2 separate regions of the Homo sapiens genome follow, and region 2 is linked to region 1. Evidence: chromatin contacts called from ENCODE Hi-C or POLR2A ChIA-PET data. All regions are on one chromosome and are shown on one strand. The core of a region is the stretch at or near the end of the contact, and the rest is flanking DNA. Distances in the headings are between cores, read along the strand shown. Region 1 has its middle 8.2 kb from the start of OPN1LW. Region 2 overlaps TKTL1 (transketolase like 1).

Region 1 (2,867 bases), core at 153-2,652:
TGCACACCTGTGGTCCCAGCTACTCAGGAGGCTGAGGCAGGAGGATTGCTGGAGGCCAGGAGGTGGAGGCTGCAGTGAGCCATGATCCTCCAGCCTGGGCCATACAGCAAGACCCTGTCTTGAAAAGAAAAGAAAAGAAAAGAAAAAAAGAAAAGAAATTCAAATTCACTTCATGGTCCTGATCTTCACTGTAAGCGGAAGGAGAGAGACATAATGGGCCATGTTAATTGAAAACTGCATGCCTAGATTTCTTTATTAAACGCATGTTTCCTAGCACTGTCCAAAAAAAAAAAAAGTGCGAGGCGAATCCGGAGCAAGGCTGCGGCTTCGGAAACGGCTGGGCAAACGGCCGTGGGACCCGGAGCCCCAGAACAGCTCCCAGCGGTGAGCTGAACGCCTCTGCGAAGCCCCTGCCTCGGGCCCTGTGCAACGCTTTTTCCGGTGAGCGGCGGCGGCGGCTCGGTCCTCTTGCTCTGTGGGTCGCTTTGCTTTGTCTCAGTGCCTTCCGCACTTTGGCCTTTGTGGATTCTGGTTCTCACTGTTGACAGGTGGGCGCCTTCTGTCTGCCTTAGCACGGGGACCCCCGGGAACGCGGGAAGGCCCGGGGTTTGGCCTCCTGTTCGGCTCCCGGGCGCCCTCTTCTGGCGCCGCCTCGCCGCTCGCGCGTCAGGAAGCCCCCGGCGGCCGCCGCGGGTCCTCGGGAGTTCTCCTGGGGCTCGCATCTGCCCCCATGCGATCCTGAGCGGGCCTGGGCCATGTCCTGAAAGGGTGGATCCTGGTCGGGACCGCTGGGGCCCTTTGTAGTCCCCTCCCTGCTTTGTCACATCCTAGCGCTTTCTGATGGCACAGGTTCTGGTTTCCTCCAGTATATCAAGGAGGGGGGCTCATTCATTCTTCCTGTGTTTGGACTTCTTTTAGGAGAAGTGGGGGAATTCGGGTTTTCGCTGCCTTCCTACTCCTGCCTGAACCCAGAAATCTTATTAGCCTTTTTTCTTAAAAACTTTTTTTTAATAGTGGTAAAATACCCATAACATACAACTTACCATCTTAACCGTTTTTAAGTACACACAGTTCGGTGGCATTAGTGCATTCACATTCTCTTCAGTATCATTTTTGTGTTAAAATCATTAATTCAGTGTGTGGTCCAGCCAAGTGTTTATTTTTTTAATTTTAACTCTTACAGACAGTGGAAATCAGACAAAAGCTTAATTTATACGATACATATGCAATTAAAATACCAAGATTTGCACATACAATGACATGATTCCCTTTAACTGTCTTTCATTGCTAGGGAAGAAATTTCTAACAGAATCTTAGTGCACTATTAGACAGCACTATTTCCTGTCATTCAGGGACCCAGGTGTTTTTCTTGCACGCATTTCCTGTGTATTTCCTTTATCTGTTATTGTGTGTATTCCATTGATCTGTCTCACATTTTGTACACAATGCAACAAGAGATATTATTTGCTTCCATTGTTCTAAAAAGCTTTCTACTGCCTTTGAACAGAAAACTTGTCCCCACTCTGACGGCAGCCCCTGTACATCTGGGTAAGGCTGTGACCCTCCAGGTCATCAGTGTAAGCTCTAGCACATTCTCTCCCCTCTCAAGTTCCATCCTTGTTCTGCAAGGCTGGGTGTCTTAGAGTCTTGGATCTGATGATTTGAGCTTTGCATTTACAAGTGACATTTCTGGTGACATTGTACTTACAAACTCGGTGTTTCCAATTATAGCATGGGAGGCAAGAGGACCAACTTGGATTCACTGATGCAAATAACCGCTTTGTTCTGAAGCCAAGCAGCCCGTGGGCAGTGGCATGGCACAGACTTTAGATGTTGGTCACATTCCCTGCCCAGTCATAAACTCACTTGAGGTTAGTCATTGATGTAATCATTTGAACGAATAAAAGTCAAGATGAATATGATCTCAACCCATACTCCTCTATCAAAGATAGCTGTGGTTTTCTAAAGCGTAACCTATTTGCTATACAAGCATTTTCTTTTGTTTTTCTTTTCTTTTCTTTTTTTTTTGAGATGGAGCTTCACTCTGTCCCCCAGGCTGGAGTGCAGTGGTGTGATCTCAGCTCACTGCAACCTCCACCTCCTGGGTTCAAGCCATTCTCCTGCCTCAGTCTCCCGAGTAGCTGGACTACAGGCAAGCACCACCATGCCCAGCTAATTTTTGTATTTTTAGTAGAGACGGGGTTTTGTCATGTTGGCCAGGCTGGTCTCGAACTCCTGACCTCAAGTGATCTGCTCGCCTCAGCCTCCCAAAGTGCTGGGATTACAGGCGTGAGCCACCTCGCCCAGCCTATACAAGCATTTTTTACATTGTGATACTATCTCTTGCCTTGGAGGCATCTAGGATCTAATGTGGTCCTAGATGTCCCAGCTGCACTATCCAGCCTGCACAGACCTAACCTGTTAAATGGAGAAATAGAGAAAGGGCAAGAGGACAAGACGTCATTGTATGACTATTAGAAATAGTACACTAAGGATGATGCCAAAAAATATTCCTGGACAGATAGAGAACAAGAACTGTCTCTTCCTCATCCATTTCCCTTGTTCCCTGCAAATCCTTTGTAATTATTACTTATTCTGCTGGGGGAATAAGTAGGGGCCAGCAGTCTTCCTCCATGAGTCGAGTCTGCCAGGCTTTTCAGGTTGCGACCTGCTCCCCAGAGCTTACCATACTCTCTCCATTTGGTCTGGATCTCAAGTGTAGAGCTGCCTAACAAGCCCCCCCAAAATTTAGTGGCATAAAATAACAATTGATGAGTTCTTATGAGTTTATGTATCGACTGATCTGTAAGGCACAGTTCTTCTGCTCCACCTCGTGTTGGTTGGGGTCACTCATGCCATGTCTGGCA
Region 2 (2,867 bases), core at 178-2,677, 190 kb before region 1:
TCTCAGTATGCCCCTTGTGGGGCCAAGGGGAGGCTGGGGCAGGACTTCTTTCAACTCCACCTGGCCCATGGTTCCTGCCCTGGTGGATCCCCCCCTGCACCCTTTCCCTGTCATCAACCTCAGGTGTGAGAGCAACTGTGTGCTGGGTCCCAGGAGTCCTTCGAGAGATCAGGCACCGCTTGTGCAGGCTCAGAGGGCCCCTGCCGCATGAACACTCAATGCTCCTTGTATCACATCATCTGTCCCACCTAACCTTTCCAGGCGCAAACACTGCCCAGCCCATTCTCCCTGACACACTGTTTTCTGCATTTGCTGTGTTCTCTGCTATACCTGCTTTCGTCGGGGCACACTTTTTTTTTTTTTTTTTTTTTTTTTTTTTTTTTTTTTTTTTTTTTTTGAGGCAGAGTCTCACTCTGTTTCCCAAGCTGGAGTGCAATGGTATGATCCTGGCTCACTGCAACCTCCACCTCCTGGGTTCAAGTGATTCTCCTGCCTCAACCTCCCAAGTAGCTGGGACTACAGGCATGCACCACCACACCCAGCTAATTTTTGTATTTTTAGTAGAGATGGGGTTTCACCATGTTGACCAGGCTGGTCTTGAGCTTCTGGCCTCAAGTGATCTCTACCTGCCTCGGCCTCCCAAAGTGCTGGGATGACAGGTGTAAGCCACCACGCCTGGCCTGGGGCATACTATTCATCATTCCAAACCCAAAGAAACTGCGATGCTTTTCATGACACCTCGCTTGCCTGCAATAGCCACTCCTCTGTGTTGCCACTGACCCGCCCTGGTGACTGGGCACTGTGCACTCTGTTGGGGACACACAGATGTGTATGAGTATGGCCCCACGCTTAGTGAACATCAAATAACAAAGCCATGCTGGGTGAGAGGTAGACTATAGGTGATGCCTGAGAGCATGCCATGTGGCCAATCAAGGAAACAAAAACACCAAAACCTTCCAAAGCATTCTCAATGCCCACACACACCTTGCGGGTAGTGATCCTCCACTGTAATGATCCGGCCCTCTGTGGCTTTTGCACTGGAGACGATGGTGGCGACATCCAGAGGTTTAATGGTAAACAGGTCGATGACACGGATAAAAATATCTGCAGAACAGCAAAAACCAGCTTGGTACAAGAAAGAGACTCAGAATAACATGCAGGGATAAAAATAAAAAGAGCACTCAGGGCACAGGAGGTAGCTGAAGTCCTACCTCTTCCCAGCTTGAACTTCAATGCTCATACTCAACCAACTGACCTTGTTTCGAAAGCTCATCAGCAGCTGCTAAGGCTTCATACACAGTAATTCCAGCTCCAATAACTGTGACCTTGTCACTGACACAGTGGCGGAGGACCTGGTATAGTGCCAGCAAAACAGAATGCCGTGGTTACTACACACAGAATGCATGTCAAAGTGGAAGGCACTTTGCTATGCCGCTATCCCCCAATTCTAACAATTTCACTCCTTAATAACTCACTACTAAAAAAATCAGATGCATTTACAAGCCAGGACACATACTTTTTGATAGGAAATTACACTGCTCCAGCTGTCCTGGAGCATGGATACGCCACATACCCATCAGGAGTCTGGTTTGAGAGCTCACTATGGCATGCAAAGATTGGACTCCAGTGACTAACATGTTAATGAGAACATTCTGGGCATTGGCAACACGCTGAGTGCTAAGATCTTGTGTGCCTGAACTCTGAGAACCCTCACAGCCTCCCTGTAAGATCTGTTCAGTGGCACAACCGTTCTGCAGCTGAGGAAAGCAAATCTCAGAGCAGGAGGAAGTGGCCCAGGGCAGGGCTGGGACCCACAGCCAGGCGGGGCTGACATCAAAGCCCTCGCTCTCGACAACGTACTATTCTGCAAGCAAAGACAGAGTTCCTGGGCTTCTTTCATAGATTGTTGCCTCCAAAGCTACCCATCGGAGGCATCTGGAATTATTCTCCACTTCCCCTCTGTATAGGTTTCCCTGTAGCTTAAGAACCATTGCTGATAGTACAGAAAGGGTTTCTGAGCCACCCCATTCTTTAAGGATGTCCTGGCCTCTTAAAATACTTATACACGCATGCACACATATCCATGTCCTCTTTTCAAAGCCCAGCCCTTTAACGATCCATGCCATGCATGTTATCACACACATTTATCTCACATCCTTTACTATCAGTAAATTTACTTGCTTTTGTCAGGACAGGAAAATTATTAGAAAAGAGACGACAGAAATAAGCAAGCTCTGCAAACCATGTGAATGTCAAGAGACCCTCCCCATAGAAACAGAACCTGTAGTTAACACCAAAGGTGAACACTAACTTTTCCATTTGGTGGCGTTTTCCAGCTACGTTATGGCACACAGTGGACAGTTCTGGAAACACCTGCTTTATGGCAGCACTCTGGCCATTCTGAGTACTTGCAACTGTGAATTCTGGAGCAGCCTAGTCCTTAGCAACCAAATTGGATGTTACCTGCTGCTCTTTCAAGAGTGGCTATGGGCAAACCTTTCTATTCAGTATGATCTCAACTGTGTAAAATATACATGTATGCCTAGAACAAAGACAGGAAGGAAGCATGCCAAAATGTCTACAAGCCCCACTCCCTAGGTGATGAGCAGAGTCACTTATTTTCTCCATAGACGTTTCTGCTTTTCTCTATGCATGGCCCTGACAGGCAGGCTGAGCAGGGGATGGTCAGCGTGGTGGGCAGACCTGGGGAGACTGGGCTCACTACTCAGGCCTGGATTCTGGTCTTGGTACTCACAAGCTGTAAACCCTTAAGTAAGACACTTACTTTCTCCAATCCTCATCTACAGATAGGACTGATAATCTGAACTTCTCAGGGCTTTTGTGAGAATACCAGAGATCATGTTCCC

What was found. A loop is a pair of places that touch in the nucleus more often than their neighbours do. ChIA-PET counts read pairs that join two places held with the same protein, here RNA polymerase II (POLR2A). Pooled maps may share reads with other maps.
Region 2: a pooled map shows a loop between it and region 1 (3-fold over the local background). The contact joins two enhancer-like sites. A Hi-C loop is called at or near these places in 2 of 168 maps with a recorded cell type or tissue (heart left ventricle and left cardiac atrium) and 10 of 50 pooled maps. POLR2A ChIA-PET finds 5 or more read pairs at or near these places in 3 of 52 experiments (B cell, CD4-positive, alpha-beta memory T cell and activated CD4-positive, alpha-beta T cell).

The regions. Positions count from the first base shown.
Region 1 is chrX:154,134,631-154,137,497 of GRCh38, reverse strand. No RefSeq gene overlaps it. Among named protein-coding and RNA genes, the nearest start is that of OPN1LW, 8.2 kb to the left of the region's middle. RefSeq lists an enhancer at 757-806 and a silencer at 530-824. Within about 2 kb of position 1,402, at least 13 of the 41 ENCODE cell types and tissues checked have a DNase peak (open chromatin) inside an H3K27ac peak, as active enhancers do.
Region 2 is chrX:154,326,076-154,328,942 of GRCh38, reverse strand. TKTL1 (transketolase like 1) reads right to left here. Exons shown (of 13, transcript NM_012253.4): 11 at 1,256-1,352; 12 at 985-1,104. Among named protein-coding and RNA genes, the nearest start is that of TKTL1, 32 kb to the right of the region's middle. Within about 2 kb of position 1,427, at least 5 of the 41 ENCODE cell types and tissues checked have a DNase peak (open chromatin) inside an H3K27ac peak, as active enhancers do.